Linked DNA regions of Homo sapiens: region 1 is linked to region 2. A link is a contact called in ENCODE Hi-C or POLR2A ChIA-PET data. All regions are on one chromosome and are shown on one strand. The core of a region is the stretch at or near the end of the contact, and the rest is flanking DNA. Distances in the headings are between cores, read along the strand shown.

Region 1 (6,219 bases), core at 2,225-4,724, 45 kb after region 2:
ACACGGTTGGTGGGAGTGTAAATTAGTTCAACCATTGTGGAAAACAGTGTGGTGATTCTTCAAAGAGCTAAAAACAACTACCATTCAACCCAGCAATCCCATTACTGGGTATATACCCAAAGGAATAGAAATCGTGCTACCAATAAGCCACATGAATGCATATGTTCATTGCAGCACCATTTACAACAGCAAAGACATGGAATCAATCTAAATGCCCACCAGCATCACACTCTTTAATTACTTCCCAGTCTCAAGACACCCACGAAATGACTCCCTCCCCACCCCAATCTGTAACAAGGTTTAAGTCGATGACCAAGGCAGCCAACAGGGGTAGACAAAGAGCAGCCAAGTGGCACCTTCAGCAACTATAAGGGACCCTGGGCTGTGCCTCTATTAGAGCTCTGCTCTCCTCTCCCTTCCTCCCCCTCCCTCCTCCCTGTTTGCCAGCAGCTCACCCATCTCCTGGATTGGGGTTAGCAGGGCTGAGAAGGGTCTGACCAGTCCACAGACTTCTTAAGAGTGTGGCTGCCCTCAAAGTGACTCTGTTGGGGAGCACCCTGGGGACTCATTCATCCTTTCTTTGAATAAATGCTGTAGAACTAGAGAGATCCTGTGGCAGGCTCTGGGAGGGGGAAGCAGTGAACCTGACTCTGCCCTTCACCTGGAGGTGTTCCTAGTCTGGTGTGGGAGCTGCCTGAAGAGGGAAGGCTCTAATCCCAGTGAGCCCAGAGGGAAACTGACCTGGCTTTTGAGGTCTCAGGGAAAGTGTCATCTCAACCTATATTGGAGGTTGGCTGGAGCTGGTGGCAGTAAGGGTAAGAGCCCCACACACTTAGTGAACAAAGACCAGTTCAGCCTGGCTGCTTTCCAAGTGGGGGTGTGAGGGTGGAGAGCATGGCTGGTCTCACATAGCTGGCCTCACCCGGTCCACCTATGGCCAATGGGGTGCACATACCTTGGCTGGATGATAGCAGTTATTTCCTGCTGTGTTCTGAATATTTGTGTCCCAACAAAATTTGTATGTTGAAACCTAACCCCAAAAGAGTAGATATTTGAAGGTAGGGTCTTTGGGAGGTGATTAGGTCATGAGAGTGAAGCCCTTTTGACTGGGATTAGTGTCCTTATAAAAATCTCAAGAGAGCTTGCTTCTGCCATGTGAGGACACAGTGAAAAGATGGCCATCTATGAAGAGAGTGCTCACCAGATGCCAAAAGTGCCCTGGTCTGAGAATTCACAACTTCCAGAATGGTGACAAATACATTTCTGTTGTTTCTGAGCGACCCAGACCGTGGTATTTTGTTATAGCAGTCTGAATTAGTAGTGACTAAGACACTTCCCATAGCACAGTGCTTTGGGGCATACGTTTCTCTCTCCTCCTCCTGCTCTGGCCATGTAGGACGTGCCTGCTTCCCCTTCACCTTCTACCATGATTGTAAGTTTCCTGATGCCTCCCTGGCCATGCTTCCTGTACAGCCTGTGGAATCATGAGCCAATTAAACCTCTTTTCCTTATAAATTACCCAGTTTCAGATATTTCTTTATAACAATGTGAGAATGGCCTAATACACCTTTAATCTCCATTAGCCTCCCTTCAGTTTGGCATCCCAAGGTTCGACTGAAAGTTAGAAATATAAACCTCTTCCCCCAGGAAAGATTTCAGGCACTGCCAGGCCTGAAACATTCATTTTCTACTTTCTGCTTTTGATGGATCAGGAGCCCAAGAAGCTGGCCCAGACCACTCTGAAAATGGAGTGGTGTCCTGGATCTTGACTGAGTGCAGGAGGAAGCACAGAAGGACCTTCCCCTGGTTGTAAATACCTGGCTGTGGAGCTTTGGACAGGGCAGTGAGCCCCTGGGTTCAGTGTCATCCTTTTATAAAATGAGGAAAAATGTGTGGCTGTCAGGTGGGCCACGTGCTAGGGAGAGAGCAGGCACCAAGGCAAGGCCCTGCCTTCATAGACCAGATTGAGATGCAGAGGAAACCAGTGGCCCCTCTGCTTGGTGACCATGTTGTATTAGTTTTCTAGGGCTGACACAACAAGGCACCACAGCCTGGGTGACTCAAACAACAGACACTTATTAATTCACAGTTCTGGAGGCTGAAAGTCCAAGATCAAGGTGTTGGCAGGGTTGCTTCCTTCTAAGGGCTGTGCGGGAGAATCTGTTGCAGGTCTTTCTCCCAGCTGCTGGTGGTTTGCCGGCCATCTTTAGTTTTCCTTGGTTTGTAGAAGCATTGCCCTGACCTCTGCCTTCATCTCACATGTGTTCTCTCTGTGTGCTGTCCATATCCACATTTCCCCTTTTTAATCAGGACACCAGTCATATTGGCTTAGAGGCTCACCCTATTCCAGAATAACCTCATCTTAGCTAATTACTCTACGAGAACCCTATTGCTAAATAAGGTCATATTCTGAGACACTGGGAGTGAGGATTTCAATGTAGGAATTTAGGGGAATGCAATTCAACCCATAACCCATGTGAGATCAAGAAAGGTCAAGATCATCTACCTTTCTTACCTTAGTTTCTGTGCTTCTGAAACCAGGGATAATCAAGAAGGATAAACGGGACCATACATGTGAGGGTCCCTAGAACATCATAGATGCCAGCATAGAGGAGGAGCTCAACAAATGCTGATTCCTTCCATCAGTGACTCGGCAGAGATGCCCAAAGTCCCAGTCCTCGTTCCTTTACTCATGGCCTTGGCTCACTCTCCTCCTCCCTCTCGCCCAGGAAAGCTGACAAACTGATTATGCTAAAACTTAAGCATTGAATCTATTCTCCAAAAGGACGCTTGCTGTTGAAGTCTGTTTGGGGGCATCATTTTTATACTCCCAAAACCATGACACGTTTGTGACCTGCAAAGCCCAGCCCCGCCATGAAGATAAAGAATGTGACAGCTGCACCGAGGGTGACCGCTTTTCAAGCACTGCTCAGGACCATCGGCACAGCTCAGTGTGAATAACTGCAACCTCCTTTCTCCCTCTCTCTCCCCCACTCGTCGGCTTCGATTCACAGGCTGTGTAATTCAAGTCATTAATTTTTTCCATTCAGTGCACTGCCAATTTCTTCTCATTTTGTTCCTGGAAATCTCTTGTGTGCGTCTTCTAAATTTAAAATAAATACACTGTACATAATTGGATGCTAACCAGACAACACTGAGCAATCATACTTTCTCATTGATTCTGCAGATGTATTCGTCTCCAACACGGAATAGGAAAGGTCTCTGCGTGTTCTGGATGAAATGGTAAATGGAACAAGTTGTCCTCACATTCTTCAATATCAGTATTGGCCTTTAGAATATTTCCCCAGTTATGATCTTACTTGAAATGAACAATGAAAGGTTCTTGCACCAAAAATAGACATCCAAATTATTCTAGCTGCTACCATTGCGTGCTCACAGGGTTGAGTGGAAAGAGTGTAAGTGCAGGCCTCAAGAGACAGGAGATGTGGCTGCAGACGTTCCACGAAGAGGGCGGGTCATGGCAAGGAAGCACTTATTTACACTGGAGATTTCAGTATTCTCAGCTATGCAATTAAGAGCTTGGCCCAGATCCTTTTCTTCCCCCAAAGCACAGGATGCATTCTTGAGATATACTCAAGATGATTTTAGAAGTACAGAACTATGACATAAAATAGCATCGGATCTTGTGGAAGAGACAGAAAAACACCCCCCAAAGAATCCATTTGCTCACCCGCATTTCCTAGCCCTCTTGTTTGTATTAGGTGAGGCCATATGACTAGCTCTGACCAATGAAATGTGTACAGAAATTATGTGTGCCACTTCCAGTCTCAGATAGTGGGAAGCCTGTGCACCGTTCTCCAAACTCTCTCTTCCTCACACATGGTGGCAGAGAGTGCCTTGCATTACAGATTACCCAGTTCTAAGATGGTGGAGCCTTCGTCAGCTTAGCCTGCCGAGTGACTGGGCAGAGAAGACTCCCCACCAACCTGTGTAAAACACATAACGTGAGTTAGTTAGAAATAAACATTTAATGTGTTAAGACACCGAGATTTTTAAACATAGAGTATAATCCAGACCTGACTGAGTTTCTCATATTGAAAAAGTCCTTTCTTTAAAAATTCTACCTACTTCTGATTTCATCAAGGAGAAAGTCTCTGTTGGTGATAGTACATCTTTAACACTTCTTTCTTTTCTTTTCTTTTCTTTTTCGACAGGGTCTCACTCTGTCACCCAGGCTGGAGTGCAGTTGCGTGATCACAGCTTACTGCAGCCTCAACCTTCCGGGCTCATCTAGATGATCCTCCCACCTCGGACTCTCAAGTAGCCGGGACTACAGGCATGCACCACCATGCCCAGCCAATTTTTTTGTATTTTTTGTGGAGATGAGGTTTTGTCATGTTGGCCAGGCTGGCCTTGAACTCCTGGACTCAGGCGATCTGTCTGCCTTGGCTCGGCCTCCCAAAGTGCTGAGATTACAGGCATGAGCCACCGTCCCTGGCCCTTTTATTCTTATAATCTCACTTTTTAACTAAAAGAGAGCAGACTGGGCTCAGCATTTTTCAGCAGGCAGTAATACCCAGTATATTAGTTTGTTAAGTCTACCATAACAAAATACAACAGACTGGCTCGTTTAAACAACAAAAATTTATTTTCTCTTGGCTCTGGAGGCTAGAAGTCTGAGATCAAGGTGTCAGCAGGTGCTTTCTGAGTCATCTCTCCTTGGCTTGCAGATGGCCGCCTTCTCTCTGTGTCCTCACAGGGTCTTTCCTCTGTGCACGTGCATGTCTAGCCTCTCTCTCCTCTCTCTCTCTTTCTCCCTCTCTGCCCTAATCTCCTTTTCCTATAAGGAAACCAGTCATACTGCATTAGGGCCCACCCACCCTATTTGAACATAATTACCTCTTTAAAGCCCCTACATCCAAATACGGTCACATTCTGAGGTTTGGGGCTTTGGGACTTCAACATATGAATTTTGAAGGAACATAATTCAGCCCATGACACCCAGCTGGAGTTTTAGGACATTGTCTTTCACTTGTTTTTGGAGGGGTAGATGTTGCTTTCTATTAATGCAAGCCATGCCAGATTTCCATTTATAATTTTGATGCAAATTTTTCATAAATATACATGTATTTAAATAGTAGGAAGCTTGATTTAAAGTAAAACGTAAGAATTAACAGTATACCAAAAATTGTGAAGGGAGATGCAAATGGCTGAATTTGGGGAAACATTGCCTGGATGATTTATAAAGCCCGTCCCAATTCTTAGTTTCTTTCTTACACTATTTTAATTTTATTGCTTATGCATCCATTTAACTGAGTGCCTGCTATGGTTTGAATATGTCCCTCAAAGTTTCTGTGTTGGAAAATTAAATGTCATTGCAACAGTATTCAGAAGTGGGACCTTTAAGAGGTGATTAATGGATTAATGCCATTATGGAGGGAATAGGTTAGTTATCTCTGGAGTGAGTTCCTGATAAAAGGATGAGTTTGGCCTGATTTTCTCTATGTCTCCCATATTCACTCTTCCACCACATTATGATGAAGCAAGAAGGTCCTCACCAGATGCTGACATCATCTTTGTGGATTTCCCAACCTCCAAAACTGTAAGAAATACATTTCTTTTCTTTATAAATTACCTGGTCTGTGGTATTCTGTTACAGCAACAGAAAATGGACAAAGAGGGTGCATACTAAGTTTCATGTTAGTGTTGGACATTAGAGTGATCATAGAGTCAAGTGAATAATACCATCAGACCAAAGAAAGAAATAATTCAATTCTGCCTGGGAGAATCAGAAAAGGCTTCCCAGAGGTGGTGACGAGCAGTGTATTTTGGACTTTTCAGCCACACAAAAACATGGTCTCCTCATTCTTAACTCAATATTTCCTGAATTTTGAATGTGTACAAAACACTGTGACGATGCACCAAGAAGACACTGTGACTTTAAGAGGAGAGAAGAGGCTAATTAGTAGCAGAGAAGACCAGACATAAAATTCATGACTTGCATGTAGGGTTGTACTTCTTCCAGAGATGATTTTAAACATGTTTGGTTTTTTTCCCCTTGATTAGGAACTTTACATTTTCCTAGAATCTAGTTGTCTGATGTGAAATACATATTGGAAAAATTCAGGCATAATTGTGAAAACATATTTCTTAATCAAATGTAACCACAGGAGGAAAAATATTTCATTGAATAAACTCCTCTGAGGAGAGAGAGTTTGTTTTTGGAGTAATTCATTAAATGTTTTAGCCATCGGTCCC
Region 2 (5,646 bases), core at 958-3,457:
GGCCTGTTGTGGGGTGGGCGGAAGGGGAGGGATGGCGTTAGGAGATATACCCAATGTAAATGACGAGTTAATGGGTGCAGCACACCAACATGGCACATGTATACATATGTAACAAACCTGCACGTTGTGCACATGTACCCTAGAACTTAAAGTATAATTAAAAAAAAAAAAGGGGGAAGATGGGAAAAGTAAGTTCCCTCAACCCTAATACAGGAAGTTGGAAAAGCCACACTGTCAGTACAGTCCTCAAATACAAGAATTATCAAACAGTAGCATCAAAAGGCACAATGGGGGCTGAGTGCAGTGGTTCTCACCTGTAATCCCAGCACTTTAGGAGGCTCAGGCAGGAGGATCACTTGAGCGCAGGAGTTTGATACCAGCCTGGGCAACATAGTGAGACCTTGTCTCTACAAAACGTAAAAAATTTGCTCAGTATGGTGGCACACACCTGTAGTTCCAGCTATCTGTAGGCTCAGGCAGGAGGATCAATTAAGCCCAGGAGTTCGAGGCCACAGTAAGCTATGATCACACTACTGCACTCCAGCCTCACAGAGTAAGAACTTTTCTCAAACAAACAAGCAACAAAAAAAGAAAGAAAAAGGCACAATGGTGTGGCTTTCTGGCATGTAATACCCTCTTTTATCTTCCTGCCTAGCTGTATGTATGCCACCACCCATCTGTTGTGTGCTCATGGCAGACATTACAAATCAATCAAGATGCTTTGCCTCAAATTGAACTTTCAGGAACACTCTCAATACTATGCTTTGGGCTCTTCAGTTGACTAAGGTTGGTATGGAATGTGAAACTTATTTGCCATCCCTATTCTTGACTGTTTAATCAAGATAATCAACTTGGGAAGATTCCTTTTTTTTTTTTTTTTTTTTTGAGACGGAGTCTCATGCTGTCACCCAACCTGGAGTACAGTGGCATGATCTCGGCTCACTGCAACCTCTGCCTCCTGGGTTCAAGCGATTCTCCTGCCTCAGCCTCCTGAGTAGCTGGGATTACAGGTGTGTGCCACCACACCCAGCTAATTTTTGTATTTTTAGTAGATATGGGGTTTCTCCACATTGGTCAGGCTGGTCTTGAACTTCTGACCTCAGGTGATCTGCCCGCCTTGGCCTCCCAAAGTGCTAGGATTACAGCCATGAGCCACCGCACCCAGCCACTTGGGAAGATTCTTCAAGTGACCATTTGGTCAAGCGCCCAAGCTTTTATGTAGGCAAACCTCCTAGTTATCCTAGGCAGGTGGTGGCCAATTCTTTTAAAGATTTCCATGGCTCTCGATACCCCCATCATACTCCAGCACCCATCCTGCCCTGGCTTATCCTGACAAAAGATTTTTTCCCCCACATTTACCTGAACTCTGTCTTCCTTGCTATTCAGAGAAAATGAAGAAGGAAAGAGAAAGAACTACAGAATTACCAGGATACAAGGAATTTGCTGTTAAGATCTTCTTAACCTTCCAGTTGCTTGGGAATCATTGCCGTAGGGTGTCTCTGTACTCAACAGAAGGGTGAAGACGTTTTAGCAACAGTAGCAAAGCAAATGATCTTGGACTTACAGTTTCTTGATTTCCGATGATTAAGCTTCTGCACATACCAACCCCAAGACAGGGTCATTCTATAACTTCTTAATAAGGTTAAGGTATTTCGACTACTTGGTCTTCAGTTTCCCTCAGTAATAGAGACACCAAGATCCTATTGCTCTCCAGCAACCAGGCAGGAGAGATTTGAGTCAGAGGAAAGCACGAGAGAGAAGTTAAGAACAGCAATTTCTTAAGTCATAAACGGAGTCAGGACTGTAAGTGTGATTTTCTGTTACCTGCCCCAGACCTCATGGAATTAAACTTTCCTGCCCTGATCCCTTGGATTCGTTTCTCCAACCCCACTCACCTAGCCCGGCCTCCCCGAAACACAAATTGGAATGGCGTTGGCTCCCGGGCACACTAGGGGGCGCCAGCGGGCTTGTTTTCCAGGATGGCCCTAAAATTCTCTCCAGCGAGGAGAGGACCATGACGGCCAGGCCACGCTTGCTCTGAAAAGCGCCGAGCGTGGAAGGGTGTCTTGGAATGGGGTCTAAAAGGGAGAACGACATCCTTATGACTTGCTTTAGGCTGCTTTCTGGATGTATTTTCAGAGCTGGGGATGAGGAGAGGTTGCGTAAAGGTGCCGGCCTGCTGCTGGCCGGGGCTGGCAGCCTTTCAGCCGCCGCGGGTGAGTCAACACCTGGGAATTGCATCCAAGGGCGGCCCTTTCAAGCTGCCTGGAACTTTCTGCCATCACACTGAGGCCACTGTTTGACCCAGTCCCGGGCCAGGGAGGCAGGAGCCGATCACGTCCCAGGGCAGTGCTTCTCCCTGGCACTGAGTCCGTGGAAAGAGGCTGGGAAGGTTCTTTCCACACTTGAGGGCTGGCGTTGGGAAAATAGGGTAGTGCTCTCCGCCCCAGTGAACAGCAAGAGCTCACTTCCCCCAGCAGACTTCTGCTCCACTGGCCTACTTTCAGCATGGAGTGGAAGGAAGCCAGCTCCAGGAGGGCAGAGGCTTCCTCTCCACCCCTCTCTTCCACAACCTTCAACAGGCGCCTTGTTCTCCCCGGCCAGGGAACTGCGGATGGTGACCATCGTTTCCCAGCCCAGCAAGGGGAAATGAGGGGAGGAAATAAACGCAGGGTTTTTATTGCCAAATATTTCTTTCCCTGGGAGGACAACGCATTCAAACCGCTGAGTGGAGATTGGAGTTAGTCCAGCCATAAACCATCTTAATGAACACTAATAGAGAACCGCAATTATTGTTGACTTCAAAATGCAAACAAGAACTTTAGACAGTGATCCCTATCAGCCGGTGAGGCCGGGCACAGATGCCGGGCGCTGTTTTTGCCGTTGCTTAGCAATGGAAAATGAACTGTTCCTGTCTGTTACCACTGGAGGTGGAGGTAGGACAATGAGCTTTATTGGACAGAATAGGTATGAAATTAGTTTATTCTTTTTCACTTGGAGAAGGCAATTGGCAGCCAAGAGAGTCACTCGGAAAAGGGGTATTTTAGAGGTTGAGGGTGACTTTCCTTCTCATTACTTCGGTAAATCCTAACCACCTTGTTTTCCTCTACAGATAAAGTTTGAACTTTTGCCGGGAGTGTCCCTCCAAAACGATCATCAATCAGACAGAATAGCTGCAAATACCAACTCACAGACCAGGTTGGGAATTAGGGTGAGGAGAATGAAATCTTGGGTGCAAAATTTAAGGGAATGCCAAAAAACTTAGTAGCCAGGATAAATAATAGTTTAATGCAATATTTTTTAAAAGTCAAAATAAATGTAAAATAACCATGGTAAAAAAAAAAATCAGATTTGAAATAAAGAGAAGCTCAATATCACTGATTTTTATTTTTCCTTTGGCTTCAGGCTTTAATATGGCACAGTGCGTCAGTGCCACAGACTTTTTACCGCACCAAACACATTTGCAACACGGACAGTTTTGGGAGCTGCTTTTTCCTCAGCAGTGTTGATGCTATGGAGTACAGAGCCCTGTAGCTGGGCAGAAGGGAGTGTCTCTTTCTGCAGTTCTTTAGTAGGCTTCTTCCAGGATAGTAGAGAGGCAAATGGTCTTGGGGAGGAACCTACCTATGCTTCCAGGGCAGTGACACAGGAAGTACTAAGGTACAGGAAGTACTAAAAACCCAGGGCTCAGCAAACACAGACAGTCAGGTGAAATTGCCCAAAACACTGTTCCTCAGACAACAGGGACAGGCCCAGAGCTGGCAGTTTATGGTAAAATTATCTCCTCTTTTGTTATTGGTATTAATAGTAACTCCTATATATTGAGAACCCTTAGGTGGAATCACATGGAATCGCCAATATTGAACCTTTTTTGACCTACAAACCCAATGTATATGGTTTAATCCAATGTATGCTGAGTATGGGAGGCTGAATAATGAACCCCAAAGATGTCCACATCCTAATCCCTGGAACCTGTGAATATTACCCTATATGGCAAAAAGGATTTTGCAGATGTGATTGAATTAAGGATTCTTTTTTTCTTATTTTAGTGATAGGGTCTTGCTATGTTGCCTCGGCTGGAATGCAGTGGCTGTTCATAGACATTATCACAGCACACTACAGTCTCAAACTCCTGGACTCAAGCAATCCTCCTGCCTCAGCCTCCTGAGTAGCTAGGACTACTGGGATGCACTACTGCTCTTGGCAAATTAAGGATTTTGAGATGGAGAGACTATCCTGGATTATCTGATGGGCTTAATCATTGACAAAGGTTCTTATATAAGGAAAAGTCAATGTGATAATGGAAGCAGATTTGAAGATGCTGTGCAACTGGCTTTGAAGATGGAGGACGGGGCCACAAGCCAAGGATTGTTGGCAGCCTCTAAGCTGGAAGAGGTAAGAAGCATATTCTCCTGTGGCACCTCCGGGAGAAATGCAGTACTGCCTATACCTTGACTTTAGCCAAGTGAAACTAATTTTAGACTTCTCACCTCCAGAACTGTAAGATAATAAATTTGTGTTGATTTAAGACACTATGTTTGTGGTAATTGGTTACAGCAATAGGAAACTAATAGACCAGGCATTATGTTAAGTGCTTTATATCATTAAAGAAATGTATACAAATCCACCCTCAGCCTTCTCGATGACTTTCTGTGTTTGGGTTATTTCCTCTCTTTTGCATCCTCAATTTCCCTTTTCTTAGTGGGTCTTTTCCATTGGCATATACACATGCTTTCCTGTTTATCGCCTTCAAGAACAAAATCAAAAAAAAGACCTAATAACATCCACTCACGATTTTTTAAAAAATTAGTGAACTAGAAATAGAAATTTCTTCAACCTAATGCAGAATTTCTACCAAACATCCGTAACAAACATCATACTTAAAGGTTAACAGTTTTTTTTTAATCCCCACTTCTATTCAATACTGTACTGAGGGTACTAGCCAGAACAATAAACCAAGAAAAAGAAACAAAAGATATAACACTTGGAATCAAAGAAGAAAAACAGATATTCACTGAAGGTGCTAAATGACGAGTGAAGCACACCAACATAGCACATGTATACATATGTAACAAACCTGCACGTTGTGCACATGTACCCTAAAACTTAAAGTATAATAATAATTTAAAAATAAAAAAAGATTATTTTCATAAAAAAACTCAAGGAATCTACAGCTAAATTATTAGCATTAATAAGTGAGTTTAGTAAGTTTAAGGGATAAAAGATCAATATTCAAAAGCAGTTGATTTTCTATACACCAGCAACAAAGAGATAAGAAATATAATTTAAAAAACAGTTTCCAGTTGCAACAGCAGCAAATAAGTAGGGGAAAAGTGGGCAGAGAGAAAGAGAGAGGCAGAGAGAAAGAGCGAGACAGAGAGAGAACAAACCTAGGAGTAGATCTGTCAAAAGATGTGTGGCTGGGCACGGTGGCTCATGCCTGTAATCCCAGCACTTTGGGAGGCCAAGGCAGGTGGATCACGAGGTTAGGAGTTCAAGACCAGCCTGGCCAACACAGTGAAACCCCGTCTCTACTAAAAATACCAAAAAAAAAAAAAAAAAAAAAAAAAAATTAGCCAGGCGTGGTGGCACACACCTGTAATCCCAGCTACTCAGGAGGCTGAGGCAGGAGAATTGCTTAAACTG

What was found. Hi-C counts contacts between places; a loop is a spot of excess contacts on that map. ChIA-PET counts read pairs that join two places held with the same protein, here RNA polymerase II (POLR2A). Pooled maps may share reads with other maps.
Region 1: a map of endothelial cell of hepatic sinusoid shows a loop between it and region 2 (3-fold over the local background). The contact joins two enhancer-like sites. A Hi-C loop is called at or near these places in 2 of 168 maps with a recorded cell type or tissue (Panc1 and endothelial cell of hepatic sinusoid), 1 of 37 single-sample maps with no recorded cell type and 3 of 50 pooled maps. POLR2A ChIA-PET finds 5 or more read pairs at or near these places in 1 of 52 experiments (activated CD4-positive, alpha-beta T cell).

What each region holds. Positions count from the first base shown.
Region 1 is chr14:89,082,430-89,088,648 of GRCh38, forward strand. No RefSeq gene overlaps it. Among named protein-coding and RNA genes, the nearest start is that of TRA-AGC15-1, 110 kb to the left of the region's middle. Within about 2 kb of position 3,475, at least 4 of the 41 ENCODE cell types and tissues checked have a DNase peak (open chromatin) inside an H3K27ac peak, as active enhancers do.
Region 2 is chr14:89,038,569-89,044,214 of GRCh38, forward strand. LOC105370615 (a long non-coding RNA gene) reads left to right here. Exons shown (of 3, transcript XR_944128.3): 1 at 1-3,211; 2 at 4,050-4,395. Among named protein-coding and RNA genes, the nearest start is that of TRA-AGC15-1, 62 kb to the left of the region's middle. RefSeq lists a silencer at 1,851-1,910 and enhancers at 2,211-2,330, 2,382-2,938. Within about 2 kb of position 2,208, at least 31 of the 41 ENCODE cell types and tissues checked have a DNase peak (open chromatin) inside an H3K27ac peak, as active enhancers do.